2 separate regions of the Homo sapiens genome follow, and region 1 is linked to region 2. A link is an interaction called in ENCODE POLR2A ChIA-PET data of the cell type or tissue named here. Cell type or tissue: PC-3. All regions are shown on one strand. Each heading gives the region's core, and the rest is flanking DNA. Links, peaks and the distances in the headings are about the cores only.

What was found. Peaks named below come from ENCODE experiments on the same cell type or tissue, not always from the same donor. Only the 100,000 strongest peaks of a DNase experiment are listed, where the experiment ranks them.
Region 1: POLR2A ChIA-PET joins it to region 2 with 14 read pairs; 4 of 35 experiments call an interaction of 5 or more read pairs at or near these places.

What each region holds. Positions count from the first base shown.
Region 1 is chr5:6,601,932-6,607,491 of GRCh38, reverse strand. It overlaps NSUN2 (NOP2/Sun RNA methyltransferase 2), which reads left to right. Exons shown (of 19, transcript NM_017755.6): 13 at 108-292; 14 at 580-672; 15 at 2,084-2,219; 16 at 2,807-2,887; 17 at 3,216-3,354; 18 at 4,992-5,031. Among named protein-coding and RNA genes, the nearest start is that of LINC01018, 23 kb to the right of the region's middle. In PC-3, for the core only: no CTCF peak of the experiment used is centred there; no DNase peak of the experiment used is centred there.
Region 2 is chr5:6,703,120-6,711,511 of GRCh38, reverse strand. It overlaps LINC02102 (long intergenic non-protein coding RNA 2102), which reads left to right and starts at 3,801. Exons shown (of 3, transcript NR_103771.1): 1 at 3,801-6,404. In PC-3, for the core only: no CTCF peak of the experiment used is centred there; a DNase peak (open chromatin) is centred at 6,911; H3K4me3 peaks cover 828 bases; H3K27ac peaks cover 1,148 bases.

The sequences.
Region 1 (5,560 bases), core at 1-5,000, 100 kb after region 2:
TAGAAAAATATAACTGATGGATTTTGTGAACGTGGTATTTTTAACTTTTCGTAGCAGCACAAAGAATGCTCCTCTTTGTGTGTCAATGAAATTGTTCTTTATGACAGCTTCAGGGTAAATCTGCAGAGACCAGAGAAAGCACACAGCTGAGCCCTGCAGATCTCACAGAAGGGAAACCCACAGATCCCTCTAAGCTGGAAAGTCCGTCATTCACAGGAACTGGTGACACAGAAATAGCTCATGCAACTGAGGATTTAGAGAATAATGGCAGTAAGAAAGATGGCGTGTGTGGGTAAGAAAAGTGGTTATGTCTTGATCTAATACGCTGGTGTCTTCACAGTCCTTTTGGATTAAATGGGATCCCAGAGCCACTTCTTGGTCGGTTTGAGGGGGCAGTACATGTGTGGTATCAGGCACATGCAGTGTGAGGGCTGGACTCTGTGGAAGCCGGAAGGTTTCAACATCTGCCGCAAACCGTTCCATGTTGCACAGAACTGACAGAAAGGAAGAATGTGCTTTTGGTATTGAAGGTTACCACACATTACAGATTGATTTGTCTCATCCTGATTCCCTTTTTAGTCCTCCTCCATCAAAGAAAATGAAGTTATTTGGATTTAAAGAAGATCCATTTGTATTTATTCCTGAAGATGACCCATTATTTCCACCTATTGAGTAAGGATTCAGCCTTTTTAATTATTCATTTAAAGAAATTTACTATAGAGTATCAAATGTACAACTGATCACATGTAACCATTGTTTTGTATGTAGTTCTGTCTAGCTTTTTTTTTTTTTTTAACCTTTTTAACTGCATATTAGAGCAGGATGAAACTTTAGAGGTTACTCAATCTTTTAATTTAAGGAGAAAGTAAACTTTTACTTTGTGAACATGATAGATAAAAAAAAACTGGACCGGGCGCGGTGGCTCACGGCTGTAATCCCAGCACTTTGGGAGGCCGAGACGGGCGGAGCACGAGGTCAGGAGATTGAGACCATCCTGGCTGACACGGTGAAACCCCGTCTCTACTAAAAATACAAAAAAAATTAGCCGGGCGTGGTGGCGGGCACCTGTAGTCCCAGCTACTCTGGAGGCTGAGGCAGGAGAATGGCGTGAACCTGGGAGGTGGAGCTTGCAGTGAGCCGAGATCGCGCCGCTGCACTCCAGCCTGGGCGACAGAGCGAGACTCCGTCTCAAAAAAAACAAAAGAAAACTGGACTGTGATTATGAATCTAAATTAGTTGTGATCCTGAACCTAAATTACTCAATTGAGTATATAGACGAGTAGCCAAGGTTGTCTAGTTCAGTTTCTGTAGAAGAAATGAAGAGCAGCATGGGTGAGGGCTAATTAGGGATGACATAGACAGAATATAGAGGAAAAGGGTTTAGGACAAGTCTGACATTCATCTGTTTCTTATTCATTGAATTTTAGAATCTATTTACCAGGGCGGTCACTTACTGTCTTTTTTAATAACTGGTCCTTTGCATACATTTGTAAAAGTCTATTAAAAAATAAGTCTCAGCCGGGCACATCCCAGCACTTGGGGAGGCTGAGGCAGGCAGATCATGAGGTTAGGAGTTTGAGACCAGTCTGACCAATGTGGTGAAACCCCGTCTTTACTAAAAATACAAAAAAAAATTAGGTGTGGTGGCGTGCACCTATAATCACAGCTACTCAGGCTGAGGCAGGAGAACCGCTTCAACCCGGGAGGCAGAGGTTGCAGTGAGCTGAGACTGCGCCACTGCACTCCAGCTTGGAAGACAGAGCAAGACTCCATATCAAAAAAAAAAAAAAAGTCTCAAAAGTAGTGTTATCAGGTCATTATCATTGGAGTAGCGGCTGAGGGAGAGAAGCTGCACTTGTTAATTTAGGTTTCTGATGGAGTTGTGCCCCAAATAAATGTTACGTGGAGGTTTCAGGTGGAAGTGGATGAAGTTTAGAAGCTGGAGTCCAGAGCAGAGCCCAGTGCCCTTGAACCACACTGCAGTTTTGGGGATTGAATTCTGGAGGAGGAGAATAAGATGTTTAGAAACAGTCTACCAGATTTTGAACTCATTGTGGATAAACAACAATGTTGTTATGTACAGGAAATTTTATGCTTTGGATCCTTCATTCCCAAGGATGAATTTGTTAACTCGGACTACAGAAGGGAAGAAAAGGCAGCTCTACATGGTTTCTAAGGAGTTGCGGAATGTGCTGCTGAATAACAGTGAGAAGATGAAGGTGCCAGCCGCACAGACGCTGAGTGCTGTGTGATGCGGGATGCGTGTGGCTTTTCACAGCGGCTTAGATTTCATTTGGAGCAGACCGTGACATCTGCCCTCCCCACCTGTAGCGCTGGCTGTGGGTCCCTGAGCCTGCCCTTTGATTTCAGAGCTGTTGACTGACACAGGGCTGAATGGTTCCTGCCAGAGTCCTGAATCTGGTGGCCTGTGTCTTTTCTGTGCCCCATTCCCGCAGGGGGGTGAGCCATGGTGTAGTTCTCACAGCTCGCCCTCCTGGGCAGAGAAGGTACTAAAGGTGTAGAGGCTGCGAGTACTGCTGCCCCGACCCTTGGGATTTGTCCTTTGAGGTACTTCCCTTAGAATTTGGCCATTTGGGGGCCCTTCTTTCATTTGCTTTACTGTCCTCCAAACGACGTAATCACAAGTTGTGAGTATCAGTTCGTTCTTAACCGGGGTTTCTCGGTGGGTTTCTGCTTCTCCTCTCCTTTCCCATTCCGTGACGGTTGCTCCATGTGGCCCGGCATCCTTACAGGAGATGGTCCTGTCTTCATCTCTCTGTGTTTCATCTTATTTTTTTACTTACAGGTTATTAACACGGGGATCAAAGTCTGGTGTAGAAATAACAGCGGTGAAGAGTTTGACTGTGCTTTCCGGCTGGCACAGGAGGTAATTTTGGAAGTGGATTTGAACAGCAGTAGCCACAGATGACTGAAGCAGTCGGGAGTAGATGGGCTTGCTGGTCAGCCAGATGGTCTGAGTGGCTCAGGGCTTGGCTGGCACCTACCAGCCACTTGACCCTCACAGGTTATAGAGCTCTCCCAGAGTGCTGGTTTCCCCTCCTAGGGGGGGGTGGGTTCCACACCTGTCCAAGGGGAGGGGCCATAGTGAGGGCTCGACCACCATAGCCGCTAAGAGCATAGCCCCTGAGAGCAGGCTGTTGTCGTTCATGAATGACATCATGGTATCTGTTCTCTCATTCTCTTTATTCACACAGGGAATATATACATTGTATCCATTTATTAACTCAAGAATTATTACTGTATCAATGGAAGATGTTAAGATACTGTTGACCCAGGAAAATCCCTTTTTTAGAAAACTCAGCAGTGAGACCTACAGTCAAGCAAAGGACCTGGGTGAGTAGTTGGAAATGCATAGAGACATAACTTGTATTCCCTTTATAAGGCCAGCAAAAATGCAGGTGGTGTGCGTTGGGGCATATTTATCAATCATAGTTTTCAGTTTATTTATGGCTACATCAATTTCCAGAGGGTTCTGTAGATCCCTGATTGACAGTTCAGAATGCTAAGGGTCAAAGGCATCTTGGGGTTGGTGTACTTCCCCAGGCTCTGGTGGTGCCCTGCTGCTGCCCAGCAGCCTGTGGTGTGTCTGTGTGGCGTGCAGGGCTGGCCTTTGCTCACCTTGCTGGGCCAGAGAGTCCGGGGAGAGGAGGGGTCAGCCTGTGAGCAGCCCTGGCAAGCCTCCCAGCCAGAGCTCTTGACCCACTTGCCTGTCAGCAGGTCGGGGGTGGGTGGAAGCAGGTCTCTGTGCATGAGCAAATTTGTTTTTTTCTTTTTTTGTTTTGAGACAGAGTCTCGCTCTGTCACCCAGGCTGGAGTACAGTGGCACGATCTCGGCTCACTGCAAGCTCCGCCTCCCAGGTTCAGCCATTCTCCTGCCCCAGCCTCCCAAGTAGCTGGGACTACAAGCACCCGCCACCACGCCCAGCTAATTTTTTGTATTTTTAGTAGAGACGGGGTTTCACCGTGTTAGCCAGGATGGTCTCAATCTCCTGACCTTGTGATCTGCCTGTCTCAGCCTCCCAAAGTGCTGGGATTACAGGCGTGGGCCACCGCGCCCAGCCAGTAAATTTGTTTTTTAAGGTACACAGCCTCACGAGACTGGCTAACATGCAGATTTTAATCACCTGTGTTAGAGCAAAATAAGAGTCTTGCCAGCAGTTCTGACTTTTCTGCTAGCCAGCTGGAGTAGATTATTGGTCATATTGCTGCTTTTATATTTCATCAACTTCCACTTCAGATCACTCCAGTGACGTTTTCCCCTAAGCATAAAAATCATTTCTCCAAGCTGTTCTAATTTTCTTTCTGTTGTCTTCATTCTTGTTTATTTTTTTAAATAACTTGCTGTTTAATATTTTTGGCTCAATTTGATCAAAAGTACGTGAATCACTTCTTGCAGTTACGTTTCTTACTTGCGTTTAAAACTTACTCGTGTGGTTCCTTTGGGATATAAAACATGCTCTGTGGAGTCTGTCTCCCACTGCCGTCTCCAGGCAAGAACCACAATTTAAAGTAGAGATTCTTGTAAAGGATAAAGGACCTGTTTATACTGGTTTTCTTTTAATCCTGCACTTAGATGATTGCAGTATTGTTTTAGACAATTTTTATGTATTTCATGCCATTCTGGGAGTTGGTGTTATAGTTTATTTAATTTTGAATTTTGAAGAATTAACCAGCAGTTAATCCCCAGCCTCCTTGCTTCTCAGAGTGGATTGTCAGGTGACATCCCTTGAAGTCCCTGAATGGCTTTTGCCTGGGTCCTCTTCCAGATCGTCCCTACTGCGTCATTTGGACTTGGTTCATGTATCCAGACGGCCTCTTTTCACCATCTAGATCCTTGAAGCCAAGAATGTAGATTATTTGTTGTTTTCTTTCTTCAGAATACTTAACACATCACTAGGTGCAGAAATGTGCTCAGCGCATGCATCCACTACCTGGAAAACCTGGCAAATGTGTGTCTGTTTCTTTTCCAGCAAAGGGAAGCATCGTGCTGAAGTATGAACCAGATTCTGCGTAAGTCAGTACACGCCCTGCCCTTAGACACACACGCCTTGTCATTAGCTACAGTGTTCTCGTTGGTGAGGAAAGTGACTTGGGAAGGTGGGAACCTTCTTCAGGCCTTTTGTGATTGTTCCTCAGAAGTAGCCTTGTGAAAACTTCAGAACCAAAATATTCCTGTAGGTCATCATGAAGATGCTGTTTCATAGAACACTCAGCTCAGGCTAAGTGAATTTTTACTTACAGAGAATAAAATGCATAGTACTTATTTTTTAAGCATTAGAAACCAATGAAAATTTCTGTCTTGTACAGAGTAAGTGTGAAGATTGGACAGTTGAGTGAGGTTCCGTTCTTTTGTCCTCATGGCTGGTTCAGCCATGTGTGTTGCTGACATGTTACTGCATCAGGAGTGCTAGGGCCGGAGCATGGGATTTGCTCACGCTTGCACTCACGGTCCCCACGGGACCACTGCTCCACGCTGCTTGCATGTATTCACGCTGCATCCTTGTGGGGGGCCTTGGGGGAGCAGGTGCTGGTTTTGGCA
Region 2 (8,392 bases), core at 2,110-7,109:
AGAATGCATCGACACAGGGAGGGGAACAACACACACCGGGACCTGTTGGGGGTTAGGGGAAGGGAGAGCATCAGGATAAATAGCTAATGCATGCAGGGCTTAATGCCTAGGTGATGGGTTCACAAGTGCAGCAAACCACCATGGCACACATTTACCTATGTAACAAACCTGCACGTCTTGCACGTGTATCCCAGAATTTAAAGTTGACATTTTAAAAAATTCAGTCCATGCCACTCCTCTGCTCAAAACCCTCCAGTGGCTTTCTCATTCAGCAAAATGGAACAACCTTGCTATGACCTGCAAGTCCCTTATCCCCTGGTCCTTCCCCTCTTCCCCTGCCCTCACCTCCCAGCGCTTTCCCTAGCCCAAACAATACCAGCCAGAAGCACCCCTGGCACACTCCTGCCTCAGGGCCTTTGCACTTGCTGTTCCATCTGCCTGACATGCGTTCCCTCCTCCCCATCTTAGTGAGGACGTCCAAGTGGCTCTTTAGTCTAAACTGCAAACATAACCCTCAGCATCCCGTTTCCCTTCCCCATTTGCTTTTTCTCCCTTAGTTTCCTGGAGCTGAGTAACAAAATGTCACAAACTGGGTGGCTTAAAACAACAAACGCATGCTCTCACAGTCCTAGAGGCTGAACGTCCAAAATCAAGTTGTCAGCAAGGCCGTGTATCCTCTGAAGGCTGTAAGGGAGTGTGCCCCATGCTCTCCTCTCAGCTTCTGGTGTTGCTGGCAAACCGTGGCATTCCTTGGCTTGTTGGTGCATCACCCCACTCTCTGACACGTCATCGCATGACGTTTCCCTGTGTCCTTGATTTGTGGATGCAGCGCTCCACTCTCTGTCATCATCATCGCATGGCATTTTCCCTGTGTCCATGTCTCTTCTCAGAAAGACACCAGTGGCATTGGATTAGGGCACCCTAGTGTCTTCCTCCTAACCTGATTACATCTGCAAAGAGTTTCCAAATAAGGTCATATTCGCAGGCACCCAGGGTTGGGACTTGATCATATCTTTTTGGGGGACACTATACCACGTCATATGTATTTTATCTCATTTATCATTTGTGTCCCCCGCCCCATTAGAATGCATGCTCCGTGAAGAGAGGATAGGAATGGCTTGTCCCTGCTGTGTATCAGCTCAAGGATTGTCTGACACATCAGTCCTTGGTGAACATTGGCAGAATGACTGGCAGCTGATTGATTGGCCCAGCGGGAATGGACACGGGCAGTTGCCCTTGTCCAGCTTCCAGGATCTGTTACACAGGTTGTCATTGTTTAGGTATTTTAAGTTTTTCTTGATTGCCTCATACTCTGTCTTTGCAGTTTGCCTCTAGCTAATCCTCGTTGATTTGATCCACCAGCCACCAAACAACATTTTGTAATTAAAACCAAGGTTTTGTTATTTATATATGATCATAAATATTTTTATGTAAATTAAAAGCAGTGTATATATATGTATATATACACATATACATATATATACATATGTGTATATATATGTATATGTGTAGAGAGAGAAAGAGAGAGAGAGTCTCACTCTGTCACCCGGGCTAGAGTGCAGTAACGCAATCCTGGCTCACTGCAACTTCCGCCTCCAGAGTTTAAGTGATTCTCATGCCTCAGCCTCCTGAGTAGCTGGGGTTACAGGTGTGTGCCACCGCATCCGGCTAATGTTTGTATTTTTAGTAGAGATGGGGTTTCACTGTGTTGGCCAGGCTAGCCTTGAACCCCTGACCTCCAGTGATCCACCCACCTCAGCCTCCCAAAGTGCTGGGATTACAGGCATGAGCCACCGTGCCCGGCTGCAGTGTATTTCTTAATGCAATCAAGAAACAATACTGAATGTAAAATGCAGTTTTTGAGACGCTGGGCAAGGGAGATCTTTCTCTTTATCAATTTCTACAGATAAGTGCAGCCCATTCCCGTTTTGGGCTGAAACCCTCTCCTCTCTCTCTTCGGATATTGGAGGAGGAATAATATTAGAGATTACACCATGATTTTAGTGATTTGTTCCCATGAAAAAAATGGTTTACAAAGTGTATTCCATGGACTACCCATGCCAGAATTAGCAATGCTGGTCAAAATGCAGATACCTAGAGCTCACCCAATTTACTGAAACTCTCTAGGAGCAAGCCCAGGAATCTCTATTTTAAGTAAATTTTCTGAGTAATTCTAAAACACAGTGAACTCTGAAAACCTCTACCTAAAACAGGGTTCCCAAATTCAATTGCTCACAGGTGCCAAATAACTGAAAGTGTGTAGGTATTAGCTACTGCTGGGTAAGAAGCCACCCCAAGCTTAGTGGCTTAAAATAAGTGTTTGGTATTGCTCACAAGTCTACAAATCAACTAGGTGGTTTTGCTGCTCTGGGTCAAACACAGCTGATCTTGCTCCACTCAGCTGGCCAATCAGCTGAAGGCTGGCTGGGCTAGAGTAGCCTGGCTGGCAGCTGGGGCACTGGAGTTGACAGAGTTGACAAGGACCATCAGTCTCTTGTTATCCAACAGGCTGACTCAGGCTTGTTCTCAGGTGGCTGAACAGAGTTTCAGGAGTGCAAGCAGACATGCATGAGGCTCAGAACCGGCATGCCATCACTTCCTTACCATTCTGTGAGACAAAGCAAGTGGCAAGGCCTTGACAAGTCAAGGAGTGGGAAAGAAGCCTCCACCTCTTGATGGAAGGAGCTGCATCATATTGCAAGCGGTGTGGGGCACTGGAAGGGGGAGAATGGGGGATGAATTATGCTAACCTCTACTTCTGTTATCACATGACATCCTCCCCTGTGTATCTCTCTATGCCTTCTCTTCTTGTAAGGACATCAGTCATTGGATTTGGGGCCCACTCTAAATCCAGGATGATTTCATCTGAAGATTCTTAACTGATTATACCTCCAAAGACCCTATTTCCAAATAAGGTCTTGTTCTGACATTCTGGGTGGACACTAGGAGGTTGCATAGTCTCCTCCCAAAATTCACCCAGAATTTTGGGAAGACCACTTTGCAACCTACTACAGAGGCTTAAATAAAACAAGAAAGTTATTTTGCTCCCGTAATAAGAAATCCAGCAAGAAAGGGCCATTGGCATGGTGGCCCAGTGTCCCAGGATGTCCGAGCTGACCTGTCTGACATTCCCCTGGCCTTCACCTAAAGGCTGCTCTGGGTCCATCCCTCATGTCCACAGGAAGGAGGTGGGGGAAGAAGGACAGTGTCTGCTGTCTGTGACCCTTTGTATCAGAAAAGCAAACTTTTTCCAAGAAACCTCACGTTAGATTTGTCCTCAAATCTTGTTGATTAGAGCTAGTTATAAGGCCACCCCAACTGCGAGAGAGTCTGAGAAATTAAGACACATGATGAGACACAGAATGATCATGAATGACCTAAACCAATCGTGAGCCATTGTTTGTGCTTGACTTATGACCATGTTGAAAAAAACTGGGTCTGTTAGTAAAGAAGCAGGAAGTGGGTCTCATGTCCTGCCAGTGTCTGCCACCTGCAATCTCTTCTGAATTCAGTCCATACGAGTCTGTTTCTGAGAGCCTGCAAAGACCCTGTTTCCAAACAAGGTCTTGTTCTGAGATTCTGGGTGAACGTGAATTTTGGGAGGACACTTTTTGGCCTGCTACAGAGGCTTGAATGTTCTGACGAAATCTAGTTTTTGACCTTGAATAGAGTAGCCCCACCAAGAGAATACAACCCACAAGAAATGCCTCTTCTTTCCAACCACTCTAGAGCAGGATTGTCAACCAGAGCTGACTGTGTCTCCCAGGGCACATGTGGCCACGTCTGGAGACGCTTTGGATTGTCACGACTAGGGGTAGTTGCTGGGCCCCAGCGTCAAGCACATACAGGTGACAAATTCCGTCTCTGAGTGAGGGCCCAAAGAAGCTCTCAGCTCAATAAACGGAGATGTGTGTGATGTACACACATGTGCAGGGTACTAGTGGGAGACAGGGCAAGGGAACCTAGAGGTGTTGCTGGACTGATCCTAGAAGATGCAGAGTATTAGCCTAACAGAGGAAGGACATTCCAGGATGAGAAATGTCTGGAGACACAGCCCTGAGGACAGAAATTCCCCAGGGCTCTCAGTGGCCAGGGGCCAAGCATGGCAGCAGAAATCCAATGTGAGGCTGTTGGCCAAAGCCAGGCACAGGAAGGGTGTGCCATGGTCAGCACTTTTGGGGGTACCATTAAAAGATGTACCCCAAAGAGGGGTATGGTCTAACATGCGTTTTAAGAAAAGTTCACTTTGTCTTAACAGATGGAATTATGAGAGGCCAAGATTGAAGATGGAGGTAAAGGTTGGGGGGATGGCCTTTTGAGAGAAATAGAAAATCAGTAATGGGCACAGTATTAGGTATGCAAAGGATTATTTAGGAGAAAATAAATTAGGGTCAGTTATTGTAGTTGCTATAAGAAGCGATCTCAAATCAGAGTGGCATCACATGTTAAGAGTTTATTTCTTATTCACTTCCCAGTCCACTGTGGGCCTGCATGGGGCCTGGGGTATGGGGAAGGAGAACTCTGCTCCACACAGTCATTCAGGAATCCTGGCTCTTTCAGGCAGAAGTTCTGCCATTCCCTTGGGCCCTGGAGTTTTCAGCTAGTTCTCTGCAGAGGGCCAGCAAAGGGGTGAGGGGAAGAAATAGGATGGAGCATCCTGCAGGAGGTTTAGGGTCCAGGTCTGGGGGGTGGCCAGCACATCACTCACATGCATATTTTGGTGGCCAGAACTCAGACATGTGGCCCCATCTAACTTGAGGGAGGCTGGACTATATAGTCCAGCTGAGAGCCCAGAACAAAAAGGAACTGGGTCTGGCAAACACAGCACACTGACTTTGCCACAACATGTTTCGGAGGTAAAATCTTTGGGGGCTCAGTAATTGATTCAACGTGGAAGAAGGAGAGAGGAAAGTTCAGAGAGCTTCCAGGTTTCCACCAGGGAGGTCGGAACAGGTTGCCTTAGATGGTGACCGCAGGAGCCACTGCCTGAGCAAGGAAGATGGTGCATTCATTTTAAAATCGCTGTGTAGCTTAACATTCACTGCCCGTATTAACATGTGTCCTGCATTCCATTTATTGGAGAAATGTTTCTTTTTCTTTATTTTTTAAATGAATATAATTTACAATGTAAAAGGTCAAATAAAATGAAAGTGAAACAGAAAAATCCTCACTTTTCAATATTCCTTTCTCATCTAATGAAGACCCCTTCCCTTCTCTATTTCTCCCGGCTCCCTGCCTTAGGCCTAAAGCAACAACCAGAAGCCTTCCTGGGTGTTTACATTACAGCACACCAGACTGCAGGCACCGCCACCCCAGACTCTGCCTGCAGCTAAAGTCACCAAGTTTGCCGTGCCCCATAACTGAGGTCATTGGCAGCCCAGCACCAAGCCTCACTGGCATCAAGGGCAGCGGGTTAGTAAGCATGGCTCCACACGGGTAAGCAGTTCTAGGAAATGGGAAGAAACCCAGACCATCCATCTCAGGGTAAGTTTGCTGGATTTTCTCTCTCTTTTAAGAGTCTTTCAACAGGGCATACAGCCCATTCTCAAATTTAGATTTCTGTTTTTGTTAAGAACAGGGACTGTGGAACGAATTTGCCTGACTTTGCCATCATTCTGCCATTTCCTAGCTATGTGGCCTCAGGCAAACTGATTAAACTTACTGGCCTCAGAATGGGGAAAATTTCTGTAACTCATGCCTGGAATTACGTGAAGATGAAAAGCAGGCATGTCCATGAGATGCTTACAAGAGGGACCAGCGCCGTGTACCTATTCTGTGCATCCTACCCGTCCACTGTTCCTTCTCCGTGTTTCTTGAAGAAGCTGGAGTTTTCTTTCAGTCTTCTGCTTCTCCTGTTGCTTCCTCTAACTGAAGGAAGAATCAGTCCATGGCTTCTGCTCCATGCTTTCTGCTCTTGGTTCAGGCTCCAACTTTCCCATTAATGGAAGAGAATGGCTCTCCTGCTCCCAGCTGTAATGAACTAATTAATTTTTCTATCTCTCTAATCATTCTCTATTCCCTGCCAAACCCTCTGGGTGTCTGTTTTGTTCTATTGTTCAAGCCTGGACTTTGAGGGTAGGCTGGGGGCATTGCTAGTCCCCACAATTGCTAATCCAGGCACTTGAGTCATTATCTTCTATACATCACACTTAACAACCAGAGGGAAGTGCAACCTCGTGGGCCTCGGAAAGGAAACCACCCACAGACTTGTGCGCCTTCTTCGCAGGCCAGGCTCTCCTTCCCCCATGGTAAGAAGGTGAAGACTTGGAGATTGGTGAGTCAGGCAATCAAGGTCAAATTGACATACTCTAGAAGATTACATGCCGTGTGGAACAGTACTGGGCAGTGGACCCACTGGGACAGGGGCTCAGGAGGCTATGGCAGTCCCGCAGGAGATTCTGGAGGTAAGGGGTTGAATGGGGAGCAGCGTTGATTTGGATGCAGCATGGATTTTGAAGTAGAGCCAGCCATGGGGAGCTAGTGGGGAGGGAGGCAAAGAGTGAACAAAGCATCCGTTCGGGTCGGTGGCCTCAGCCATGGATGAAAGTCTTATTTCCTGAGATGGGGGACACTGGGTGGAGCAGGAAGCATCCCTCTTTAGGAAATGCTAGGTTGGAGATGTCCCTCGTACATCCCCAGGAGACAGTTGGACACAGAGGCTTGCATTTAGAAGAGAAGCCAGTCTGGAAAGGGCCGTCACGGAGCAAGCCCTGCCTGGCTGGCATGTAGCAGAGCTGCATGGGGTGAGCTCACCCGGGCGGGGACGGGTGTGGAAAGCGCAGAGAAGCAGGGTAAGAGCAGCCTGAGGGTGTGGGGGGAGGTGGATGGAGACGTGGGCTTGTCATTTGTCTTTGAGAATTCGCTGCATGGCATTTTAAACCTCTTTAAATTTCTGAGTAGGTTTGAGGTGTGTGTTGTAAGTTTTCAAGGCCCTATTCAATAAAATATCTGGGTAATTACTACACTCAGGAAACTGGCGCAAGTCCACTGAGGCCTAAAAATAGCAAGTTTACAGACCTGTGGATTCTTTTCTCATGACAGTGAGGCCTCACAGGCCCTGCCAGGCAGCCCGGGAGGTGCAGGCCCCCCTTAGAGACACAGACAGAGGCTGGACACAGAGCCTGGCTGGCCGAGACCTTTCCAGTGAATTCTGTGCCACCAGAAGGACAGGCATAGGCGATGGCTGGTGCCCTCACGAGGTCACCAGTGGGCTGTTTGTTGAGAAAAATGCTGCTTGTAATTTTACTTTCCTTCTGAATTTTAGCCGTTTTCTTCTGAATTTTAGCCATTACACGGATGATGGCTAAAATCACAAAGGGCACAGAAGCACAAAGGCCAGGGGCAAGGGTGGGGAGAAGCATGGGACAGCCACATTCTAAACATGGTGGTGGCATCCTTGAAAACGAGTGAATGACCGAGGCAATCCATTTCCGAGGTTTTAATCACATACATAATCATTGGTTGTGAAAAAGTGTTTCAACACCAGCGAAGACATGACCACAAAACCAATGTTTAGGGAAAAACACAGAAGACATTATTCACAGCTGTTGTCTATTCATTTACTTCTTTGAATTGGAAGAGTGGTTTTAGCTGTGAAATGCCTCCATGCAGCTGGGAAAACGTGGTCTCTTCCATAGGAGTATTTGAGGACCTCAACCCTGGGTCCGGACTCTGGTTTACAATTGTAGTTCAAGATGTTGGTATTGGAAGGAGGGGCCAGGAGAACAAATCCTCCTACACAAAGAGGCTTGCAGGAGATGTGTTACTGCCAGGGGGCTGTCCACAGTGTACTTACTTCTCCTTGAAGACACCTTGAGAAAGGACAGCGCATACTGGTAGTGATCTTGGCAACCTGTCTTAGGCCAGGCACAGAGGCTGAGATGGGGGGTCACTTTTTTCTTTTTTTATTTTTTTTGTTTGTTTGTTTGTTTTGAGACAGAGTCGCACTCTGTCACCCAGGCTGGAGTGCAGTGGCGCAATCTCAGCTCACTGCAACCCTGCCTCCCGGGTTCAAGTGATTTTCCTGCCTCAGCCTCCTGAGTAGCTGGGATTACAGGTGCATACCACCACTCCTGACTAATTTTTTTTGTATTTTTAGTAGAGACGGGGTTTCACCATGCTGGCCAGGCTGGTCTCAAAACTCCTGACCCCAGGTAATCTGCCCACCTCAGCCTCCCAAAGTGCTGGGATTACAGGCGTGAGCCACTGCGCCCGGCCTCTTCTTTCTTTTTTTTTTTTTTTTTTTTAATAGAGATGGGGTCTTCCTATGTTTCCCAGGAGTTGGAGACCAGCCTGGACAACATAGGAAGACCCCGTCTCTATTAAAAAAAGAAAAAAAAAATTGTCAGGTGTGATGGTGCACGCCTATGATCCCAGGCTCAGGAGGCTGCAG